2 separate regions of the Homo sapiens genome follow, and region 1 is linked to region 2. The links are chromatin loops, found by intact Hi-C in ENCODE. Cell type or tissue: breast epithelium. All regions are shown on one strand. Links, peaks and the distances in the headings refer to the core of each region. The heading gives the core; the rest is flanking DNA.

The links. Hi-C counts contacts between places; a loop is a spot of excess contacts. Peaks named below come from ENCODE experiments on the same cell type or tissue, not always from the same donor. Only the 100,000 strongest peaks of a DNase experiment are listed, where the experiment ranks them.
Region 1: it touches region 2 in a loop (12-fold over the local background); 18 of 110 quality-filtered maps call a loop at or near these places.

The regions. Positions count from the first base shown.
Region 1 is chrX:119,393,711-119,405,226 of GRCh38, forward strand. SLC25A43 (solute carrier family 25 member 43) reads left to right here and starts at 5,626. Exons shown (of 5, transcript NM_145305.3): 1 at 5,626-5,968. The coding sequence starts at 5,694. RefSeq lists a silencer at 5,490-6,149. In breast epithelium, for the core only: no CTCF peak of the experiment used is centred there; a DNase peak (open chromatin) is centred at 5,428; H3K4me3 peaks cover 2,485 bases; H3K27ac peaks cover 3,191 bases; H3K27me3 peaks cover 408 bases.
Region 2 is chrX:119,450,788-119,462,303 of GRCh38, forward strand. It overlaps SLC25A43 (solute carrier family 25 member 43), which reads left to right. Exons shown (of 5, transcript NM_145305.3): 4 at 1,222-1,356; 5 at 2,078-3,691. The coding sequence ends at 2,278. It also overlaps the pseudogene RNY3P16. Among named protein-coding and RNA genes, the nearest start is that of SLC25A5, 12 kb to the right of the region's middle. RefSeq lists a silencer at 5,579-5,873. In breast epithelium, for the core only: no CTCF peak of the experiment used is centred there; no DNase peak of the experiment used is centred there.

The DNA of each region.
Region 1 (11,516 bases), core at 2,031-10,030, 57 kb before region 2:
TATTTATCATATTTAACTTAAGCCACTTCATGAAGACATCATGTTCTGCCAATCTTTTGCAACTTGTACAACTGAAGAAGAGATTTCCTTCTCTTCCTTCCTTCCTTCCTTCCTTCCCTCCTTCCTTCCTTTCATCTAACTAATGATTGCTGGGCACTAATGTGCCAGCCACCATTGCAGGTAACAAGGACACTGCTGTGAACAAGAGACAAGATCCCTTCCCTCATGGATCTTACATTCTGGTAGGTGGAAACAGACAATAAAATGACAGGAAAGAAAAACAGCAGACAGGGATAAATGCTATACAGAGAATTGAAATGGGGCAATGTGGTAGAGTGAATGAGGGCCCTGTAGATGGGGCAGTCAGGCAAAGCCCTCTGACAGGAGGTAACATTTTTTTTTTTTTGAGACGGAATCTTGCTCTGTCACCCAGGCTGGAGTGCAGTGGCACGATCTCGGCTCACTGCAAGCTCCGCCTCCCAGGTTCACGCCATTCTCCTGCCTCAGCCTCCCGTGTTGCTGGGACTACAGGCGCCCGCCACCATGCCCGGCTAATTTTTTGTGTTTTTAGTAGAGGCGGGGTTTCACCGTGTTAGCCAGGATGGTCTCGATCTGACCTCGTGATCCGCCCGCCGCGGCCTCCCAAAGTGCTGGGATTACAGGCATGAGCCACCGCAACCGGCCGAGGAGGTAACATTTAAGTTGAGCTCTGAACGACAAAAAGAAATCAACTCTGCAAACTGGGGAAAGAACATTCCAATCAGAGGAAGCAGCTAGAGCAGTGGTTCTCAACAAGAATAGCACCACCTCCTAGGAAGCATTTTGGAAATTTGCGGGGAAGAGTACCACAGTGATTGGGGTATTCTGCTGGCATTTACTGGAGAAAGGCCAGGGAAGCTGCACATCTGCAATGCGTAAGACAGTCCTGCATCCTTCATGGCTCTCAAAGATCCCATCAGACATTCATGTAGGTGGAAAACCTGTTTACAATTATCTGTGTCAAGAACTTAACTTTGCTTTACTGCTAAAGACAAAACATTTTTTGCACAGTGTTTTTGTACATGGCATTTTCCAGGATCGCAAGTACCATGTAAATAGAAGGAAGGTTGTATCTTGTTTGTTTCTTTCAGAACTTCATCAAGAGTTGTTTAACATTAAAAAAAAAAAAAAGTTGCCGGCCAGCTGCAGCGGCTCATGCCAGCACTTTGGAAGGCCCAGGCGGGTGGATCACCTGAGGTCAGGAGTTCAAGACCAGCCTGGCCAACATGGTGAAAACCCATCTCTACTAAAAATACAAAAATTAGCCATTTGCCGGGTGTGGTGGTGGGCGCCTATAACCCCAGCTACTCAGGAGGCTGAGGCAGGAGAATCGCTGGAACTCAGGAGGCAGAGGTTGCAGTAAACCGAGATCGCGCCACTGCACTCCAGCCTGCACAACAGAGTGAGACTCCATCTAAAAAAAAAAAAAAAAAAAAAAAAAAAAAGTTGCCAAGGAAATAAAGATGTGTCATTAAAAGGAAAAAAATCTCACCAATGGCAAGGCAATGTCACAGAAAACACTGCACCTTCAGAGAAAATTGATGGAGAAGAGAATTTTTTAAATTGATGATACATGGCCACGGCAAAACAAAACAAAACAACAACAAAAAAAAAAAACAGGAGAAAAAGGTAAACAGTATAAAAAGGCACACAGGGTTGGGTGCGGTGGCTCACGCCTGTAATCCTGGCACCTTGGGAGGCCAAAGGGGGCAGATCACTTGAGGTCAGTAGTTTGAGACCAGCCTGGCCAACATGGTGAAATTCCGTCTGTACTAAAAATACAAAAATTAGGGCCGGGCACGGTGGCTCATGCCTGTAATCCCAGCACTTTGGGAGGCCAAGGCAGGTGGATCACGAGGTCGGGAGATAGAGACCCTCCTGGCTAACACGGTGAAACCCCGTCTTTACTAAAAATGCAAAAAAATTAGCCAGGTGCGGTGGCGGGCGTCTGTAGTCCCAGCTACTCTGAAGGCTGAGGCAGGACAATGGCATGAACCTGTGAGGCGGAGCTTGCAGTGAGCCAAGATTGCGCCACTGCACTCCAGCCTGGGTGACAGAGCAAGACTCCGTCTCAAAAAAAAAAAAAAAAAAAAATTAGATTGGTGAGGTGGTGGCTGCTTGTAGTCCCAGCTACTGGGGAGGCATGAGAATTGCTTGAACCTGGGAGGCAGAGGTTGCAGTGAGCTGAGATCGTGCCACTGTACTCCAGCCTGGGCAACAGAGCGAGACTCTGTCTCAAAACTAACTAAATAAATCAATAAATAATAAAAGAAAATAAAAGGGCACACAGTCAAAACTCAATCTCCCTTCCACCTCTGTTCCCAAGTCTCCAGGTTTCCTTCCCCAAAGATAACCTGATTATCAGTTTTTTGGGTATCCTTCCAGAGGAATTATTTCTTTTCTGTTTCAAAGGAAGGAAAGAAGGAAGGTAAGAAGGAGGGAAGAGCGGAAAGGAGGAGAAAGCAACCCCATATAAATATTTATTGGTCTGAGCATGAAAAAAAAATATGAGGAAAAACATTCACACACGCACCAAGCTCTTAACCGTGGTTACCTCAGGGCATGGGCAGGGGAACTTAACTTTCTTTAATACACTTCTGGACTATTTGTCTTGTTACAACAGGTATAAACTACTTTATAATTTACAAATTTCCCAAAAAGTAAAAAATAAAAGAAAATTAGGAGAGCAGGAATCAATCAACATTAGTATAAATATAACAAGATAAATTATATTCTAAGAAATACTAGCAAGTTAAACTAAAGTAATGTACTGAGAGATTTCAGTTGGTGAGAAGATAAACTGAAAAATGAAAGCTGGAGAATTTAAAAAACTGTTAGCATCTCCCAAGCCCTGACTGGGGCAACGAGAGGCTGCCTAGGGCTTAACTCTCAGCTGGCCACCTTTCTCCTTATATTGCAACATAACTTCTAAGATTTTTTTTTTTACTCACTGCCTCTTCCTTTTTAGTTATCATACATTTATTTTTAGCATAGCACCCCAATTTCACATCATGTACATTTTCCAAAGTTGGAGCTTGTTAACCTACTATGCTCTCCACAGACTTTTCAACAAGTGTGAAAAAGAGGCAATAAGGTTGGCTTGAGTATACAAGTCACAATCCAAATACAGGATATCCTCGGAGATTTATTTATGTTTAGGATGAATATACATAAGGTGCCCAATGCTAAGCAGATGAATGAGACTCTGGCTGAGTAAAATATGAACACCTGGTTAGCACATGATCATGAAAAGACAGAAGGCATCCAATATATAGTTTGGTGTTATTCATTTTATGCTTCAGTGTACCTGCAGTGAAAAATATACATTTTACTTTCTTTTTTTTTGAGACGGAGTCTCGCTGTCACCCAGGCTGGAGTGCAGTGGCGTGATCTCGGCTCACTGCAGGCTCCGCCCTCCAGGGTTCACGCCATTCTCCTGCCTCAGCCTCCCAAGTAGGTGGGACTACAGGCGCCCGCCACCTCGCCCGGCTAATTTTTTGTATTTTCAGTAGAGACGGGGTTTCACCGTGTTAGCCAGGATGGTCTCGATCTCCTGACCTCGTGATCCGCCCGCCTCAGCCTCCCAAAGTGCTGGGATTATAGGCGTGAGCCACCGCGCCCGGCCATACATTTTACTTTCAAGGTTAAAATAGGCCAGGCGCGGTGGCTCATGCCTGTAATTTCGGCACTTTGGGAGGCCGAGGCAGGTGGATCATCTGAGGTCAGGAATTCGAGACCAGCCTGGCCAACATGGCGAACCCCATCTCTACTGAAAATACAAAAAAATTAGTTGGGTATGGTGGCACATGCCTGTAGTCCCAGCTACTTAGGAGGCTGAGGCAGGAGAATCGCTTGAACCTAGGAGGCAGAGGTTACAGTGAGCCAAGACCATGCCACTGCACTTCACCCTGGGCGACAGAGCGAGACTCTGTCTCAAAAAAAAAAAAAACATAACTTGGCTGACCCAATCTCCATACAATGGGGTTATCACATGAAATGTTCCAGACCCACGAACTTCCTGAAAGAGCTTTAGAATCTTGTCCCGTTATCCAACAAAGGGCTTTAGGAAGTACCAGTACCCGAAGGTTTCCTTATTGTAATCCCCAAATTCCAATTCAAGCCCTTTTAAAGTCGGGGTCCTCCGGTCTTCAGAGTCATACATCTTTCTCAAGCTTCCCCCAGCCATCAAATTAGCTTACAACAAGACAGAAGAATTCACAAAACATGAAAATAAGCATTCCCCAATTGTTGAGAGCAGAGTATGGCTTCTGCAACTAGAACAAGTTCTCACAGTCAAAACCTTGTAATGTCATACTCAAGTGAGATTGACAGTGAAAAATAAAAAAGGAGAAACCCTGCAATGCCTTTTAGAAAACGTTCCTATAGCATTGTGTGTTAGTAAATGTAAATAACTATACAAGCCTAAAAACAACTATGTACCCGGAACATCTTGCTCACACCAACAGACTGCTGACAGTTCCTTTCCTTGTAATTATTAGTGACATGGCTTTTTTAGAAAAAAAAGAGACAGAAAGAAATTCTGAAATTCTGAAATTTTTGAACTGATTAAAGAATCCTCGGATTCTGGCCAAGCCTCTCTTAGCCATTCTTTGCCTCTATTGTTCTCTTAGCTTACAGAACCACTGAAAATGTCCCTACTGGAGTTAACTCTGCAGTCCTAGTAGACATATAGTGTAGCCGTTAGTGGAAACTGACATAAACCGCCCTAGATTTCAAACCGGTCTCTGCTTTGTAGGTAGCTGTGTGAGCCTGAGCAAGTCCTCTCTGTGTCTTGGTTTCCTCTCCTGTAAATGAATACCTAATCAGAACTAACACATATAAACTGCTTACCCATACCAGTCATTGTTCATTAATCCTTACAACAACCCCTAGGAGGAAAAAATTATAATCTCTGTTTTATAAAGCAACTGACACACAGAGAGGTTGAGTGACTTCCCCAAGGTCCCACAGCTGGTAAGCTGCAGAGCCAAGAATCTTACACAGGTTCAAGAGTCCAGATTCAAGTCCCCACACCCACACAGCCTCTGTCAATGAGGACATACGTACTTAGGGCCGTTTTGAGGATTACATGAGAACGTCTGTAAAGCCCAGTACTTGACAAGTGCCTGAGAGATAGCAACTGTGGTTGTTAGAATTTTTTACCTTCTGCACTGGGAAACCATCAAGGCTTTTTGGTTAGGCAGGAAAAAAAAATGGGTTGGAGGCAAGAGGAGGAGGAGGGAAGCGCCAGGGGAGGAAGACAGAGAAGTGGCACGTGAAAGGGAGAAAAGGGGCAAACCAGAGGAGAGGCAGGGAGGGGCGGCGGGGGCGCACTGAACATTTAGGAAGCAAGATGTCTAGCAGGCTGGGCCTTGAGAGAACAGTAACTGTTTCGCAACTGAAAGTCGCTACTCGAGCCTTGCCAACTGGGGAGACTATGCCCATGATATCCGCGGCCTCGGACCCCGGACCCTCCAGGCCCTCGCGCCCCACCCCCGACCAGCCTCGGGCCAGGCTAGGGCGTAGACGGGGCTTCCCGTCCCTCACGCGGGCCCGCCCCATGCCGGGCGGGGCCTGGGGCCCGCCACCTCCGCCCGTGGCCGGAGAGCCCCAGGCCCGAGCCACGCGGTCTTCCGGGCCCGGGTCGGGGCTCGATGGCTACGTGGAGGCGGGACGGCCGACTGACAGGCGGCCAAAGGCTGCTGTGCGCTGGGCTGGCGGGGACGCTCAGCCTCAGCCTCACCGCGCCCCTGGAGCTCGCCACCGTGCTGGCCCAGGTTGGCGTCGTGCGAGGCCACGCCCGGGGACCGTGGGCCACAGGGCACCGGGTGTGGCGGGCAGAGGGGCTCCGGGCCCTGTGGAAGGGGAACGCGGTGGCGTGCCTGCGCCTCTTCCCCTGCAGCGCCGTGCAGCTCGCCGCCTACCGCAAGTAAGAGCCGGGCGGGGCCGGGGAACCGGGAGACCGGACGGGGGTGGGGTGGGGGAGCCGCGGCCCGACGCCGCCCTGCTGCCTGGACTCGGGGCCCTGGAGTAGGGACGGCCCCCTTGTCGATCACCTGGGGACCCCTCGGGGCGGTGGGCCACCTCTATGGCCCCCAGAGTGCAGCCCCAATGCTTTTCACGTTCTCTTGGGGTTACCGCCCTGCAAGATGCAGTTTTGTGGTCCGCAGCCCTGGTCCGAGAGGCTTTCCGGATTGGACCGGGCGAGGAGGTGGAATGCAGCAAAGGATTTGGAGGAAAGGAATGAAAAGCTCTCCAGAGAGATGAGTCCTAACCATTTCCACCGTCCTCCAATTTGGAAACTTTTGCTTAGGCTGGCTTAGGAAGAGAGAGACCCTTTTAAAGGTGTTTTTGTCTGTGTGACCCAAGCCCCGAGAAGAAAGTGCTTGGTGTGGGGAAAGGACCCGATCCATCGATACGAAAAGGCCGCAGATTTTTGCCCACACATCTCCCCAACTTAAATGAAGCTTGACTTCAGGCTCCGACAGAGGCTGCAGCTTCCCCTCCCCAAGCTGAGAACGGCCCCCTCAGCCTACCGCTTCACCCCACTGGCCTCATTTATTTGGGCCTTTTCCACCTTCTCCCACATCAACAGCTGCTCCTTAGGAAAAGATCTAAAGGTGTAAATGCAGCCTTAAAGCTTCCACCGAGCTCAGAGGTACCTGCATTTGAACTGGAAACCAAGCCTGAAAGAATGAATTGGTAGTGATGGCATTTCAGGAAGCAGAGATGTTTCTGTATTGGGGGGACGGTCCCTGTGTTCCTCATTCAGTGGGCACAGTGGCATCTTTGATATCGCCTTGGCTCTGAATTAGACAAACAGCCCACATTTGGGAGAGTCGGTCTTGACCGCATAGTTTAGTCTTGGCGGCTAATAGTCAAAGGATTTTGCCTTGACACTGTCACTCACCTGGGAGGCCAGAGGTGGAAGGCTCACCTGGCAGCCGACAAGCCGAACGGAATCATCCTTATTACCTAGGCCTCTAGGCCAGTACTCATTTTGCCTCTGCCTGGAAATAGAGTTCCCTTCTCTTCCTCTGCAGAGGGACTCATGGGTGGGACCATGACATTTAGTTAAGGCCCTTTTTCCTCCCCACCTCTGCTTGCCCTCATCAACATCTGGCCTGCAGTCTGTAAACAGTTCTCCTCTGAGTCTTAATGACTCAGTTTCTCCCCCACTTCACCCTCTTCTCTACAAAGTAGTGTGGAAATCTTCCTTTGGATGGGATAAAATATGTCCAGAGGGGTGGGGGGCAGAACTTCAAAGGCTGGTTTAAGTATTGTGGCTCTTCTGCTAAGCACCTAGTATATGCACATTAGATTTTTTAAGCTCCTGCCTCCTGCCCTGTAAGGTCCATAGGACAGGAAGCATTGTGCCTGTTTTACAGATGCAGAATTGGGCTCAGAGTGATGACACCTCTTGTCAGTGACCGAGCTGAGCTCCACTACCTGGCCTTCTGACTCCAAATCTCATAGTCTTTCTGTTACATCATGCTGCCTCCCTGCATCCATTTGACACTAATTTAGTCAGGCTACATTAAGTCCCCACTGTGTGCACGATGCTGAGGACAATGCCAGGATGGAAGGGGCATGGTCCCTGTGCCCCAGGAGCTTACAGAGTAATAGAAGAGTAAGACTAATATGTCCATGACCATAACACACAAGGTAGCATGTGATTGTCATGGATAATGTGCTCTAGAAATGTACCCTTCTGATGAGCGATGAGGAGGAGAAAATGTGAAGACTTCATAGAGGAGAAAAAAATTTGAGTTTGGCATTGGGAGAATGAGGAGTCTGCTGGGCAGAGATGGAGAGAAAGATACTGCAGTTGATGTCAGCAAATGCACAGAGGTGGGAAGGCAAGCAGCACAACAGGAAGTCCAACCAGAAAAGCAGGTTGGAATGAGATATTAGAGGGTTGGATTAAGGGATTTGGACTTGACTTGGTATCCAAGGGTAGCTGTGGGAGGTTTTTGTGGGGGGTGGGGGGAGGTGTGTTGTGATTAAAGCAATTCAATGGAAATGATCGTCACATCGTGGCAGAGTAAGATGACTAGAGAGGAGGAAGAGTGGAGACAGCAGGGCCAGTTAGGAACCTGTTGCACTAGTCCACATAGCAGCTGAGGGCACCGGCAATAGGTGACCATGGGAGCAGAGAGGAGGAGATGTCTGGGAGAACGAGAACAGAGACTTACCTGGGCTAGGTTTGCTAGGAATTTTTTTTCCCCTACAGGATTATTTTCTTTCTGAAAACTAAAAGGAAGTATTTTGGTGAATGGCAAGGCATAGTTGGAAAGCAAAGTGTTTGATTAATCGCGATGCCATCCTTCCTACATCAACATGATACTCTTGATTCATCATTATACTGATTCATTTCTACTCTTTTCTGACCATGAATTTGCAAAACAGTTGGCTGGGGGCCTGTGATCATGGGTTTGAACAAAACATAAACATCCAGAATGTTCAGGGAATGGGGTAGTTAAGTGACTTGTCCACAAATGCAATTAATGGAAGAGCTGGAACTTGAAGCCAAGTCTTCTGGCTCCTTAGTTCAGGTCTCTGTCTACCATTGCACAGCAGAAATATCTGCTTAGTTGGATTGACGATCAAGAGTCCACTCAGTAGTCTGTTGGGAGCTAGGTTATTGTAATGGGTGGCTTTCAGATGTATCAAATAGAAGACCCCCCCGCCCTGGAACTTCACAACCGCTTGTCTATCTTATCTAATAAACGTTAGTTTGGGTCCCTGCAGCTCTGAAATTGTTCATAACCAACACTATTTCTTTATTGAATAAGCACTTCATGAGCTTATGTTTGGCTGCACTGGCTGCCAACCTGTTAGGTTGAAGTATTGGCAGTTATAATTACACATATCCAGGGTGTGTGTTGTATCTGTGCTGGCTGAAAGGAAGGGGTTGCTGCAATTCACCAGTGTATCCAGTCTCACTGGAAAAAGCTTCTGTGCATGTATGTGTGGGGGTGGGAGGAAGAACAGAAAAGGGAACAGTGCCGCCCTAGCAAATCAAAAGTTTAAGATGCATGGACTGAGATGACATCATTGGCGGATTATCAGGGTTGCCTGCCCTGACTCTGAGATTCTAAGGGGAACAATTGATAGGACTTATCTCTGTATCAGATGGGAGAAGTCTGCGAAAAAAGGACTTCCTATGGTTCTTCTTTTTAATTGTGTATATTTGATATTGAGACTCTATAAAAGAAACTGATATAAAATACGGCTCCTCTTCCTAGTTCATCAAGTCATTCAGTGAATTAAGGGCCTGTTTCCTCTCCGCTTGCCCCTACCAGTCATTTCCTTGTCAGAAGTGTTGAACTCCCTTAGGCTCTATGCTGAGGACTAACACAGGGTCTGATACATTGTAGACCTTCAATAAATGAGTAGTGAATTAACTATGCCCTAGAAGTGACCAAGTGGGATGGGGAATAAGAGTGGGACAAGGAGAATGAATGGTATTTCTTTGGGCATTTCAAACTCCACCTTCTAGGTGGTTCCAGCTTGCTGCAGACCGCCCCTCCAGTCAAAAATTTCTTTTTTTTTTTTTGGAAGAAGTATTGCTCTGTCGCCCAAGTTGGAGTGCAGTGACGCAATCTCGGCTCACTGCAACCTCCACCTCCCGGGTTCAAGCGATTCTCCTGCCTCAGCCTTCCGAGTAGCTGGGATTACAGGTGCACGCCACCATGCCTGGCTAATTTTTGTATTTTCAGTAGAGACGGGGTTTCACTATGTTGACCAGGCTGGTCTCGAATTCCTGACCTCGTGATCCACCTGCCTTGGCCTTCCAAAGTGCTGGGATTACAGGCGTGAGCCACCACGCCCAGCCCCAGTCAAAAATTTCTACTTCCTCTGTTTCCCCTGTCCTTTCTGAGGTCCCCCTCCAACTTGACTGGCCAGGGTATAGAAGAGGGAGGAACGAGGAAGTGGGCAGGCAGGCAGTACAACTGAGGCAGATAGTCTGTTGGTGAATGCCACCTGTTTGAGAAAAACCTCTGTCAAACTTGGTTTTTCCTCTGCTCTCACACCACAACAACAACCCTCAACACAGAAGACTTCTGTGACCAAATGAGTGTGGGGAACCCCACACTCTGATAAATGGACACCAACTAGGTGTCCTCTGATTCAGTTCTGACACTGTCTACCTGGACATAATGTCAGACCAAGCCACAGGTTAAGGGCTTGGTCCCCAAGAATGGCCCCCAACCAGACACTAGTCACAAGTCCAGGCCTCCAGAACTTTTTTTTTTTTTTTTTTAAGACTGAGTCTCGCTCTGTGACCCGGGCTGGAGTGCAGTGCGTGATCTCGGCTCACTGCAACCTCTGCTTCCCGGATTCAAACTATTCTGCTGCCTCAGCCTCCTGAGTAACTGGGATTACAGGCGCCCGCCACCATGCCCAGCTAATTTTTGTAATTTTTTTACTAAAGAGAAGGTTTTGCCATGTTGGCCAGGCTGGTCTCGAACTCCTGACCTCAAGTGATCTGCCTGCCTCGGCCTCCCAAAGTGCTGGGATTACAGGCATGAGACGCCATGCCTAGCCAGGCCTCCAGAACTTCTGACCAACCAGCTTCAAGTTGGGGTTCCCACGACCCCCTCTTTGGGTTCGATTAATTTGCTAGTGCGGCTCACAGAACTCAGGGAAATAGTTAATGTTTACCAGTTAACTACAGAGGATACCACAAAGGATACAGAGAAGAGATGGGCAGGGTGAGGTAAGGGGCAGGGGGTGTGGAGCTTCCATGCCCTCCCTGGGCACGCCACCCTTCAGGAACCTCCACATGTTCAGCCATCCAGAAGGTTCCCAAACCCTGTCCTCTCGGGTTTTTATGGAAGATTTGTTACAGAGGCATGATTGACAACCATGTAGAAATGTGACTGGATGAAAAGCACATGATCTAAACCCAGCAAGGCCTGTCTGTTCAGACTTTTCTTGGCCTCTATGCAGCGTTCCTTTCTCTAGGGCAGAGGTGTCCAATCTTTTGGTTTCCCTGGGTCACACTGGAAGAAGAATTGTCGGGCCACACATAAAATACAATAACACTAACGATAGCTGATGAGCTAAAAAAAAAAAAATTGCAAAAAAATCTCATAATGTTTTAAGAAAGTTTGCAAATTGGTGTTGGGCCACATTCAAAGCCATCCCGGGCCACATGCGGCCTGTGGGCTGTGGGTTGGACAAGTTTGCTCTAGGGTATGGGGCAGGACCCTCTCTGGGATGAGGATCTTTTAACCCACAATCAGATTAGAGTCCTACCTTGGGCAGGTAAAAGGAGGGCAGGAGAAGGTCAAAGAGAGAAAGATTCTGTTTCCTGAGACCTAAAGTGCCCCAACATTATAACAAGGACTAGGGAAGTTAGGAGCCAGGAACCATGGGTGAAAACCAATGTATGTATCATAGCACCACATCACCTTTACTTCCCTGTATGTTTAAAAGCAGCTGATTAACTCAAATGACTGTTTCAGTTA
Region 2 (11,516 bases), core at 2,101-10,100:
CCTTCACAGTGGACAGGTAGTACCAGTTTTATATGTAGATGGTATATTGAAAAGTCATTTCATCTGATCGTAAAATTATTTTTCTAAGAGGATGGCTGGGTGCAGTGGCTCACGCCTGTAATCCTAGCACTTTGGGAGGCCAAGGCAGGTGGATCACTTGAGGCCAGGAGTTTCAGACCAGCCTGGCCAACATCGTGAAACCCCATCTCTACTAAAAATATAAAAATTAGCCAGGTGTGGTGGTGTGCACCTGTAGTCCTAGATACTCAGGAGGCTGTGACAGGAGAATCGCTTGAACCCGGGAGGTGGAGGCTGCAGTGAGCCGAGATCATGCCACTGCACACCAGCCTGGGCAACAGAGTGTGAGACTCTGTCGCAAAAAAAATAATAATATTAAAGGAGAAAACGTTCCTTTCAGAGATGGAGCATTTTGGTAATAATAGGGTTCCGTCAGGATGGCTCTGAAGGTGGTGATGATGTCCACGGGGTGGCCAAAATGGTATAAAGGTGAGGATCACTGAAGCCGAAGGCCAGAAACTGGTCATGGGCTGGGTCGTCTTTATAGATGCCAAAGTTACCTAAGATGACGGCGAGGCTAGGAGAGGGTGAGCCACCAGGTATCACAGTCTTCAATGAACGTGGAAGAGTGGCCAGATTAGTAGATAATAGCAGGCCAAGGAGTATGGTTCAGTGACATCAGCCCCAGCTAAGTGCTTCTGTCGTGAGAGTGAAGGAGGAAGGGTTTGGGAACAGCAACAGAGAGCGAGAAGAATGCCACCATCACAATGCTCCCTACCCTGTCACATCTGTGAGGTGGAGAAATGAACAGCCTCCGCTTGGGAGCTTCACAGGGGAAGGACCAGTAAAGACAAGGAAACAGAATACTTTAAAAAGGCTAAGGGCATGGGATTATGTTTATCATGTCCAGAAGGCACAGGTTGGGAGGGAATGTAAGTATGAAATTGAATCTGTCCCAAATGTCTGCTTCCTTCCAGGCAAAATAAACGACAAATATATGGACAGGGTATCATGATTGTATTGCACGTTAATATCTGTTCTAAGCCCACAGAACAAGAAGAACCCCACAGCAGCCATTCTTTGCCATCATCTTGGCCAGGAACCCAGCATCCAGAATGTAGACTTGAGACCCTGGCTCCTTCCACTAGGACATTTATTTCCTAATGTTTCAATCACCTCATCCCAGCTTCTGTTTCCTGTCAGGCTCAGAGCCCCTACCTCCCACACAGTGGAGGAGTAGATGTCCATTTCTCAGGAGCAGTGGACTGCTTCCGGCAGATAGTGAAGGCCCAGGGGGTCCTGGGGCTCTGGAATGGATTGACAGCCAATTTACTGAAGGTGAGAAGAGCCACCAGCCTCCGCTGCTCCCCTGCCTCTTCCAATTCTACCCTCTTCCTTTGTCACCCCCAACCCCTACTACAGTTTGCTTGGAAAACCCCCTCTAGCACTAATGGGTAGCACAAGGCCCATGAATGCACACTGTCTGTCAGCCCCGTAGAGAGGGGAACCTGTGCAGTGGTGGAGTATCTTATACCCCATTCCAGAGGAGCTGAGCATTTAGTGCAGAGATACTTAATGTGGAGGTTCATGGGCCCCTAATGGGAACCTAACCCCTCATCCTAAAATTCTATGCAAAAATGTATGTGTATATGCATATGTGCATCATATTCCCAAAGAACTCCATGACAAAAAAAAAAAAAAACAAAAACAAAAAACATTAAGCACTCTGGACTAACCTTGCACTAGCTGGCATGTAAATGATTCCAGTCAAGGCCAGCATATAGTGACAGGTAGTATCAGATAGTCTGCGTGCATATGACCCAGATCTAGTGCCTCCCAGGCAGGTCATGCCCTTCAATCACTGTCATTCCTCTCCCAACCCACACTGAGCCAGCTTTCCTTTTGCCATCTTTCCTGATTCCAAAAAGAGTTACCATTTGTATTGCCACCGCCATTATCTCACTTTACAAGATAATTTACCCTGATCCAAGTTGACTGCAGACACATTGATGTTTTCTTTTTAAGAACTTAACTTGATTTTCATTTTTGGTTTTAACAGATAGTTCCATATTTTGGAATTATGTTTAGCACCTTTGAGTTCTGCAAGAGAATCTGTCTTTATCAAAATGGTTACATTCTGTCTCCACTGAGCTATAAATTGACCCCAGGAGTCGATCAGAGTTTGCAGCCCCAGGAATTACGAGAATTAAAGAAGTTCTTCAAAACGAGAAAACCGAAGCCTAAAAAACCAACTCTATAAAATGGAATGGAACTAGAAGTGCACTGACTGACAGCATGTTGCAATCACAGATAAATGTAGCCTCATAACTGTGCACCTGAGGAGGGATGAGAAGCTACTGCTATCTGCTGCTCTGGGAAATGAGATGGTTTGGCCATGCACCACCTCAGATCTCCAAACTGATGTCCCTGTGAACACCTGCACTATGAGAAGGTTTCCCAACAAGAGTGTATCATGATGGCATTCCACGAGATTTTATAACCAGAGTCTAGCAGTGATAAAATGTACAATTTACGCTCTGAATAGAAACATGACACCAAAGAAAGGGCATTGCCATGACATCTCAAAGCAACAGGTAATTGAAGTGGCTGAGTGGATACCACGTTGTGAGGTCAGCCACTGGGTCACTTGTAGTCAATGCAAAGCTTGCACAAACCAACGTCAGCCTAGTTTCACTCAGTTTGACCTGAGACTTTCCAATACAATCTGTTGTTTTGTTTTGTTTTTAGAGACAGGGTCTTGCTCTGTCACCCAGACTGGAGTACAATGACACAATCATAGCTCACTGCAGCCTTTAACTACTGGGCTCAAGACATCCTCCTGCTTCAGCCTCCAGAGAGTTGGGACCATAGGTGCACACCACCACACCTAGCTAATTTTTTGGGGAGGTCTTGCTATGTTGCCCAGGCTGGTCTTGAACTCCTGGGCTCATGCAATCCTCCTGCCTTGGCCTCCCAAAGCGCTAGGATTAGAGGTGTGAGCCGCTGCACCCTGCCCCAGTACAATCTTTTTTGAACTCAAATTTTTGCTGACATCTGAGTGCACACACCACAGTGTAAATTATGCCTTATCAGAATCTAAATGAAAATAGCGAACATTTAAAAGCTATCACCATTGTAGTAGAATCATCCTTCTTTTTTGAAATTTGAAGCATCCCAGGCTTAAAATCTTGTGTTTCAGAAAGACAGTTTATACCATGACTGCTTAATTATCCCCCCAAAGACCTTCTGATTGAAGTCATGTACAGTTCAGTGGCCTAAATTCTCTGCCTTTTTAACTTGCTTTGCAAGCCTACTCTGAAAATAAGTTATTTAGTCAAGTTATTCTCAAAGATGTCCCAGTTGCCTAGAAAGGATCAAATGGAACATTTGACACACATACTCAAAAAAATGTAACTGACTATAAACACTTTAACCTAATCATCTGTATCAAACTTTCTAAAAATCAAATCTCAGGATTGTTCCACTTTAGAGATTCTATGTAAAGTTTATATAACTATACTTGTCAAATAGCACCTATCTATGCATTTAAAAATGCATTAATATCTAACATAAAATTGTTAATTTATACACACACATACACTCATACATAGAGAGAGATTTTCGGTATGTTGCAAGTATTTTTTCCGATTAAATTTATTTTCCAAAGAAAAAATGATGTGTTGGTCATTTATTGCTAGTCTGAGTTATAAAACTATGGTTAAATACATATTGGCCAAATCTGTAAACTCTCAAAGCCTTATCCTATTTAAGTATACCAAAATAATTCACTTTTCCAACTGCTGCGGCATTCTGTTTTATGGAGAATGGCAGTTAACACACACACACATGGAAATCTCATCTGTAGCTCAATCTGTTAGAGTTTGGAGGGTGGCAGATTCTTTACCCAAAGTGAATAGTTCATGTTTATTACTCTTTATTTTCCTTGAAACAGACAACTTTTCAAACAGTTCTGAAAGCTGCAAAAATATTTTTTACTTTTTTAACTATAAAATCCTAACCTCACATTATTTCATGATAATATCTTGTGTATTCTTCCACAAGTAATTTTTTTTTTAATTTGAAAAAAAAAATTGTCACCCAGGCTGGAGTCCAATGGCGTGATCTCAGCTCACTGGAACCTCCTCCCGGGTTCGAGCAGTTCTCCAGCTTCAGCCTCCCGAGTAGCTGGGATTACAGGCGCCTGCCACCATGCCTGGCTAATTTTTGTATTTGTAGTAGAGACAGGGTTTCACCATGTTGGCCAGGCTGGTCTCGAACTCCTGACCTTAGGTGATCTGCCCACCTCTGCCTCCCAAAGTGCTGGGATTACAGGTGTGAGCCACCACACCCTGCCCTTCCACAAGTATTATTAAATAGATAGCTAAACTCTTGCAGTTGTCATGCACAGAAATGTTTTCTGAGCTGCAGTTTTGATTTTTTCTTCATTAAATTAAGTGGGGAAAATAATACGCCTGATTTTTCTAATTTCAGAAGAACTCTAAAACTCTTGTTCTGTTTCTAAAATAAACTTCCAGCTAATTTCATTTTCTTTGGATTATGAAGAGAGAGTTCTGCCTTTCTGCTTTATGGCTGACAGTGAGCACCACACTGGACTAAGTACTTGAGAAGGATTATAAAGATGTGTGATGCAATGTTGACTCAGGAGGAATTTATGGTCTTGAGGAACAAATCATACCTACATATATGAAATGACTATGATTACAAAGCAAATACAAGCAAAGGCATGATAATGTAGTATGAACTGTTCATAAGATTGCCAAGAAGCTCTATACAAACTTAGTGAATAAAAAACTAAAGGGATCATCACATGGGAGAGAGACTAGTGATCAACAGGGATTTGGGGAGGTTGTGAGTCTTTTTTTTTTTTTTTTTTTGAAACAGAGTCTCGTTCTGTTGCCCAGCCTGGAGTGCAGAGATGCAATCTTGGCTTACTGCAACCTCCACCTCCTGGTTCAAGTGATTCTCGTGCCTCAGCCTCCTGAGTGGCTGGGACTACAGGCGCCTGCCACCATGCCCAGCTAATGTTTGTATTTTCTTGGTAGAGACGGGGTTTCACCATGTTGGCCAGGCTGGTCTTGAACTCGTGACCTCAGGTGATCCACCTGCCTCAGCCTCCCAAAGTGCTGGGATTACAGGCATGACCCACCGCACCCAGCCATGAGTCTTGAACTAAGTTTTGAAAGAAGTTAAGGGATATGTATTGGTCACGAATAGGAAGGCATTGCAGGTTAAAGGCAGGGCATTGCAGCATCACAGAGATGGAAGCAAGCAAAAGTGGGTCAGAGCAAGAAAAGTGGCTTTGTGCATTTATTCAATAACTGCTAGGCACTACAGACACAGTGGCACAAAAGGCAGATAAGGTCCTTGCCTTCAAGGAGCTTACACTCTAGTGAGAGTGGCAGTCAATAAACAAGTAAACTAATAAATAATTTAGGTAATCATGGACTGTGATGTTATGAAGGTGCTTATATAGAGGGTGCTTTATTAGAGAATTATGTGGAGGTAAGGGGAATATTTTATTTTTGGTTTTTGTTTTGAGACAAGGTCTCGCTCTGTCGCCTAGGCTGGAGTGCAGTGGCGCGATTTCAGCTTACTGCAACCTCTGTCTCCCCGGCTGAAGTCACAGGGGAATATTTTAAATCAGGGAGCCAGAGAAGGCCACTCTGACAGGTGACATTTGAGATGAGACCAGAAGGATGAGAATGAGCCAACTATGCAAAGAACCAGGGAGGGCTGGTCAAAGTGCAGTGGTGTTTACAAGTAATTGACCACAATCAGCTACAGATTTCTTTGTTCCTTCCCACTCCCACTGCTTCACTTGACTTGCCCTAAAAAAAAAAAGAAAAAAAGAAGGGCTGGGCGCGGTGGCTCACGCCTGTAATCCCAGCACTTTGGGAGGCCAAGGCAGGCGGATCACTTGGTCAGAAATTTGACACCAGCCTGGCCAACATGGTGAAACCCCGTCTCTACTAAAAACGCAAAAATTAGCTGGGCCTGGTAGCACACACCTGTAATCCCAGCTACTCAGGAGGCTGAGGCAGGAGAATCCCTTGAACCCGGGAGGCGGAGGTTGCAGTGAGCCGAGATTGCACCACTGCACTCCAGCCTGGGTGACAGAGCGAGACTCCGTCAAAAAAAAGAAAGAAAGGACAGAAAGGAAAGAAAGAGAGAGAGAGAAAGAAAGGAAAGAAAGGAAAGAAAGAAAAAAAAGGAAAGAAAGGAAAAGAGAAAGAAAGAAAGAAAGAAAGAAAGAAAGAAAGAAAGAAAGAAAGAAAGAAAAAGGAAGAAAGAAAGAAAGAAAGAAAGAAAGAAAGAAAGAAAGAAAGAAAGAAAGAAAGAAAGAAAGGAAGGAAAGAAAGAAAGAAAGAAAGAAAGAAGAGAAAGAAAGGAGAGAAAGAACGAGGGAGAAGAGCATTCCTGGAAAGAAGAGAAAGAAAGAAAGGAGAGAAAGAACGAGGGAGAAGAGCATTCCTGGCAGAGGGAAGAACAAGCACAGAAGTGTGGCAGTGGGAAAGCCTTGGTGAACAGAAAGGAGGCGAGGGTAGCCAGAGTGTGGTGAGAGAGTGGGATGAGATGAGATTGGAGAGAGACAGCCAGGTCTTATGTGGCCATGTGGGCCAGAACAAGAAGTTAAATTTTATTCTAAATGCTGTGGGGAGGCATTGAAGGTTTTTAAGCAGAAAAGCGATATAATCTGACTTTGATTTTTATAAGATTACTCAGTTGCTGTGTGGAGAATGGATTGGAGGGAAGCAAGGCTGTGAGTGAGAAGACCAGTTAAGAAGCGATTTCGGAAGTCCAAGCAAGAAAGGATGGCTTGGACTAGAATGGTGGCAATAAAGATGGAGAGGAATGAATGAGTTCAAGATGTATTTTGAAGGTGGACTCAGCATGATTTGCTGAAGGATTGAATATAGGGAGTTAAAGAAAGGAGTCAAGGGTGGCACCTAGGTTTTTGGTTTTTGTTTTTCTGAGACAGGATATCACTCTGCTCCCCCAGGCTGGAGTGCAGTGGCGCAGTGGCGCAATCTCGGCTCACTGCAACTTCCGCCTCCCAGGTTCAAGCAATCCTCCCACCTCAGCCTCCCAAGTAGCTGGGATTATAGGCATGCACCACCACGCCCAGCTAATTTTTGTATTTTTTGTGGACATGGGATTTCACCATGTTGCCCAGGCTGGTCTCGAACTCCTGAGCTCAAGTGATCAAGGCCTGCCTCGGCCTCCCAAAGTGCTGGGATTACAGATGTGAGCCACCGAGCCTGGCTGGTTTTTGCCTTTTGACTTGAGAACAGGTAGATGATCTTGCCATTTGCTGATGTGAGGAAGACTGAGGAGGGACAGAGTTTTGGTGGGGAGGAATTCAAAGTTCTGTTTTGGACATGTTAAATTCAAAATGCCCATGAGACATGCAAGTAGAGAAGTAGACAGTGGGCTGGAGCACATGCTGTCTGTGTAATTGTCCAAACCAGTCGTGGTAAGCAGAATAATGGCCCTCACCAAAGATGTCCACACCTTAACCCCCAGAACCTGTGAGTATGTTACCTTTCATGACAAAAGAGACTTTGCAGATGTGATTACTGTTACAGACATTGAGATGGAGGGATTCTCCTGGATTCATTGGGTGGGCCCCTAATCACAATCCTTAAAATCACAAGTGGGGCCAGGCACGGTGGCTCACGGCTATAATCCCAGCACTTTGGGCGGCCAAGGCGGGTGGATCATTTGAGGTCAGGGGTTTGAGACCAGCCTGGCCAACATGGTGAAACCCCACCTCTACTAAAAATACAAAAATTAGCCGGGTGTGGTGGCACACACCTGTAATTCCAGCTACTCAGGAGGCTGAGGCAGGAGCATCGCTTGAACCTGGGAGGTGGAGGTTGCAGTGAGCCAAGATCACACCACTACAATCCAGCCTGGGTGACAGAGTGAGACTTTGTCTCAAAAAAAAGAAAAAAAAAAAATCACAAGTGGAAGAGGAAGACAGAAGAATGGGTCAGGGAGATGCAAGGATGGAAGAAGAGGCAGGAGAAATGAGGCCTGAGAAGAACTGGACTCGCCACTGCTGGCTTTGAAGACAAAGGTTTCCAGGTGCCAAGAAATGGGTATGGCCTCTAGAAGCTGAGCATGACCCTCAGCTGACAGCCAGCAAGGAAACAAAGGACTTCAGCCCTACAGTCACAATGAACTGAACTCAGCCAAGAACCTGAATAAGCAAGCTAACCAATTCACCTCTGGAGCCTCCAGAGAGGCATGCAGGCCTGCCGACACTTCGATTTTGGCCCAGTGAGACCCACGTCAGACTTGTGACTACAGAACTACAAGCTAATAAATTTGTGTTGTTTAAGCCAATGCATTTGTGGTAATTTGTTATAGCAGCCATAGGAAACTAGTATATCAGAACTTTATTGATAATTATTTCAGGATAATAGGGACAAGTCTAGAGTGTGGGGAAGAGTGATGACTGGAGATAGGAATTTGGGTGTCATCAGCAGATAGATGGCAAGGGACTGAGTAAGAGCAGCAAAGGAGTGGATGGGAAGAAACTTCTGGGGGAGTTGGAAGCAACAAAAACTGACACTCAGGATGGTGGCCAAAGAAAGGCCTCAAGGGACGTGAGGCCGGGCATGGTGACTCATGCCTATAATCCCCGCACTTTGGGAGGCCGAGGTGGGTGAATCTCTTGAGGTCAGGAGTTTGAGACCAGCCTGGCCAACATAGTGAAACCCCATCTCTACAAAAATACAAAAATTACCTGGGTGTGGTGGCGGGCACATGTAATCCCAGATACTTGGGAGGGTGAGGCAGGAGAATTGCTTCAGCCCGGGAGGCGGAGGTTGCCGTGAGTTGAGATCACACCACTGCACTCCAGCCTGGGCAACAGAGCAAGACTCTGTCTCAAAAAAAAAAAAAAAAAGATGGGACTTGAACCAGGCATGCTGACTTGAAGCCCTAGTACATTCTATTGTGATGCAGGTGCCTCTAATCTAATCACAGACAATGAGGAGGAAAAAAAACAAGTATAACAACAATAGGAGACTGGAGAAGGGATAGACACGGGGAAAGTCGGGGCAAGTTGGGGCAAGTCGGGAAAAGTCGTGTACTAGCAGAAAGCAAAAATAAATTCTTCAGTCATTCGTATCTCTCCCTTTTGTTGTCATTGCTAGCCAAAAATAAAAGTAATATCCAAACTAACTGATATGATATTCAGGTCCATTTGACAGCTGTTACTTAGGAACTGTCTAAAATATTCCAATGGGGCCAGGCACAGTGGCTCATGCCTGTAATCTCAGCACTTTGGGAGGCCAAGGTGGGAGGACTGCTTGAGTCCAAAGAGTTCAAGACAAGCTTGGGCAACATAGGGAGATCCTGTCTCTACAAAAAAATTTAAGAATTAGCCAGAGGTGGTGGCAGGTGCCTGTGGTCCCAGCTAATCGAGAGGCTGAGGTGGGAGGGTCACTTGAGCCCAGGAGGTCAAGGATGTAGTGACAGTGAGCCATGATCACGCCACTGCACTCCAGCCTGGGCGACAGAGTGAAACCTTATCTCAAAAATAAATATAAATAAATAAATAAAATATTACAATAGGATGATGGAAACGAGGGGGGTGTGTTTGACATACAGCAAAGCACATATAGCTATAGTAGTCATCAGAAGATAAATACCACATATTAGATCCTGAAATAAATATTTTTGCTCACATCTCTAAAAGGAAACTTGAAATAAAATTTCATGTACTCATTATGTTTACTTTGGAATTAGAAGTTATACATCTTTATCAAAGATGAATCTCTGCTCCATTTTCAATAAGCTCACCTGGGGATCCTGATTGTTATACCAAGCTGCCTGATTTTATATATATCAAATTACATTTAATTATATAGATGCGATATGTAATTTTTCCCATAAAGTTATTTAGTCTTACTCAGACTAAAGTTGGAGATCCATAAAGCAAAATGTATATGTGCAGGGGGTGTTTTGTGTAAATTTAGGGGTATAAGTACAATTTTGTTATATGACTACATTGCTTAGTAGGGAGGTCTCGTCTTCATATAACCATCACTTGAATAATGTACATTTTACCCTGCACAGGTTTAGAAGCTAGTCACAGCTTATAAAATTTATTAAAATATGTCAAATATTTCTAAGTTAAATTTTTCTGAGTTAAATTATTTATATGCAATTGGGCCATATGCAGTGGCTCATGCCTGTAATCCCAGCACTTTGGAAGGCCGAGGCTGGTGGATCACTTGAGGTCAGGAGTTCAAGACCAGCCCAGCCAAGATGGTGAAACCCCATCTCTACTAAAAATACAAAAATTAGCCAGGCATGGTGGTGTGCGCCTGTAATCCCAGCTACCTGGGAGGCTGAGGCAGGAGAATCGCTTGAACTCGGGAGGTGGAGGTTGCAGTGAGCCAAGATCACACCACTGTACTCCAGGTTGGGCAACAGAGCAAGACATTATCTCAAAAAAAATTTATATACAATTGCATTTAAATGGTAACTAACCACCCCCATTGGGCAACATAGGGAGACCCTGTCTCTACAAAAAAATTTGAAAATTAGCCAGGGGTGGTGGCAGGCACCTGTGGTCCCAGCTAATCGAGAGGCTGAGGTGGGAGGGTCACTTGAGCCCAGGAGGTCAAGGTTGCAGTGCCTGATGTGGAGGAACTGGAACTCTTGTATCCCGCTGTTGAGAATGTAAAATGGTATAATCACTCTGGGAAAAAACTTGGGCAGGTCCTCAAATGGTTCAACATAGAGTTAACATGTGACCCAGTAATTCCACTCCTAGGTGACAACCCCAGAAATAAAAACATACGTCCACACAGAAACTTGTATAGGAAAGTTTATAGCAGTGTCATTCATAATAGGCAAAAAGTGGAAATGAGCCAATGTCCATCAAATGATGAATAAACAAAATGTGGGCCAGGCATGGTGGCTCATGCCTGTAATCCCAGCACTTTGGGAGGCCAAGGCGGGTGGATCACCTGAGGTCCAGGAGTTTGAGACCAGCCTGACCAACATGGTGAAACCCTGTCTCTACTAAAAATACAAAAATTAGCCAGGCATGGTGGTGCATGCCTGTAATCCCAGCTACTTGGGCAGCTGAGGTAGGAGAATCGCTTGAACCCAGGAGGCAGAGTTCACAGTGAGCCAAGATTGTGCCGTTGCACTCCAGCCTGGGCAACAAGAGCGAAACTCCATCTCAAAAAAAAAAAAAAAAAAAAAAAAAGTGGCATATCTGTACAATGGAATACTACTTAGCAACAGAAAGTAAATAACTATTGATACGCACAACATGAATGAATCTCAAAGAGTAACATGCCAAGTGAGAGAAGCTAGACCCCAGAAAGAAGAGTGCATAATATATGATCTCATTTATACAAAATTCTAGGAAATGCAAAATTCTAGGAAACTAATCTATAGTGACAGAAAGCAGATCAAAGTTTGCTTGGGGATGGAGAGATTACAAAGGG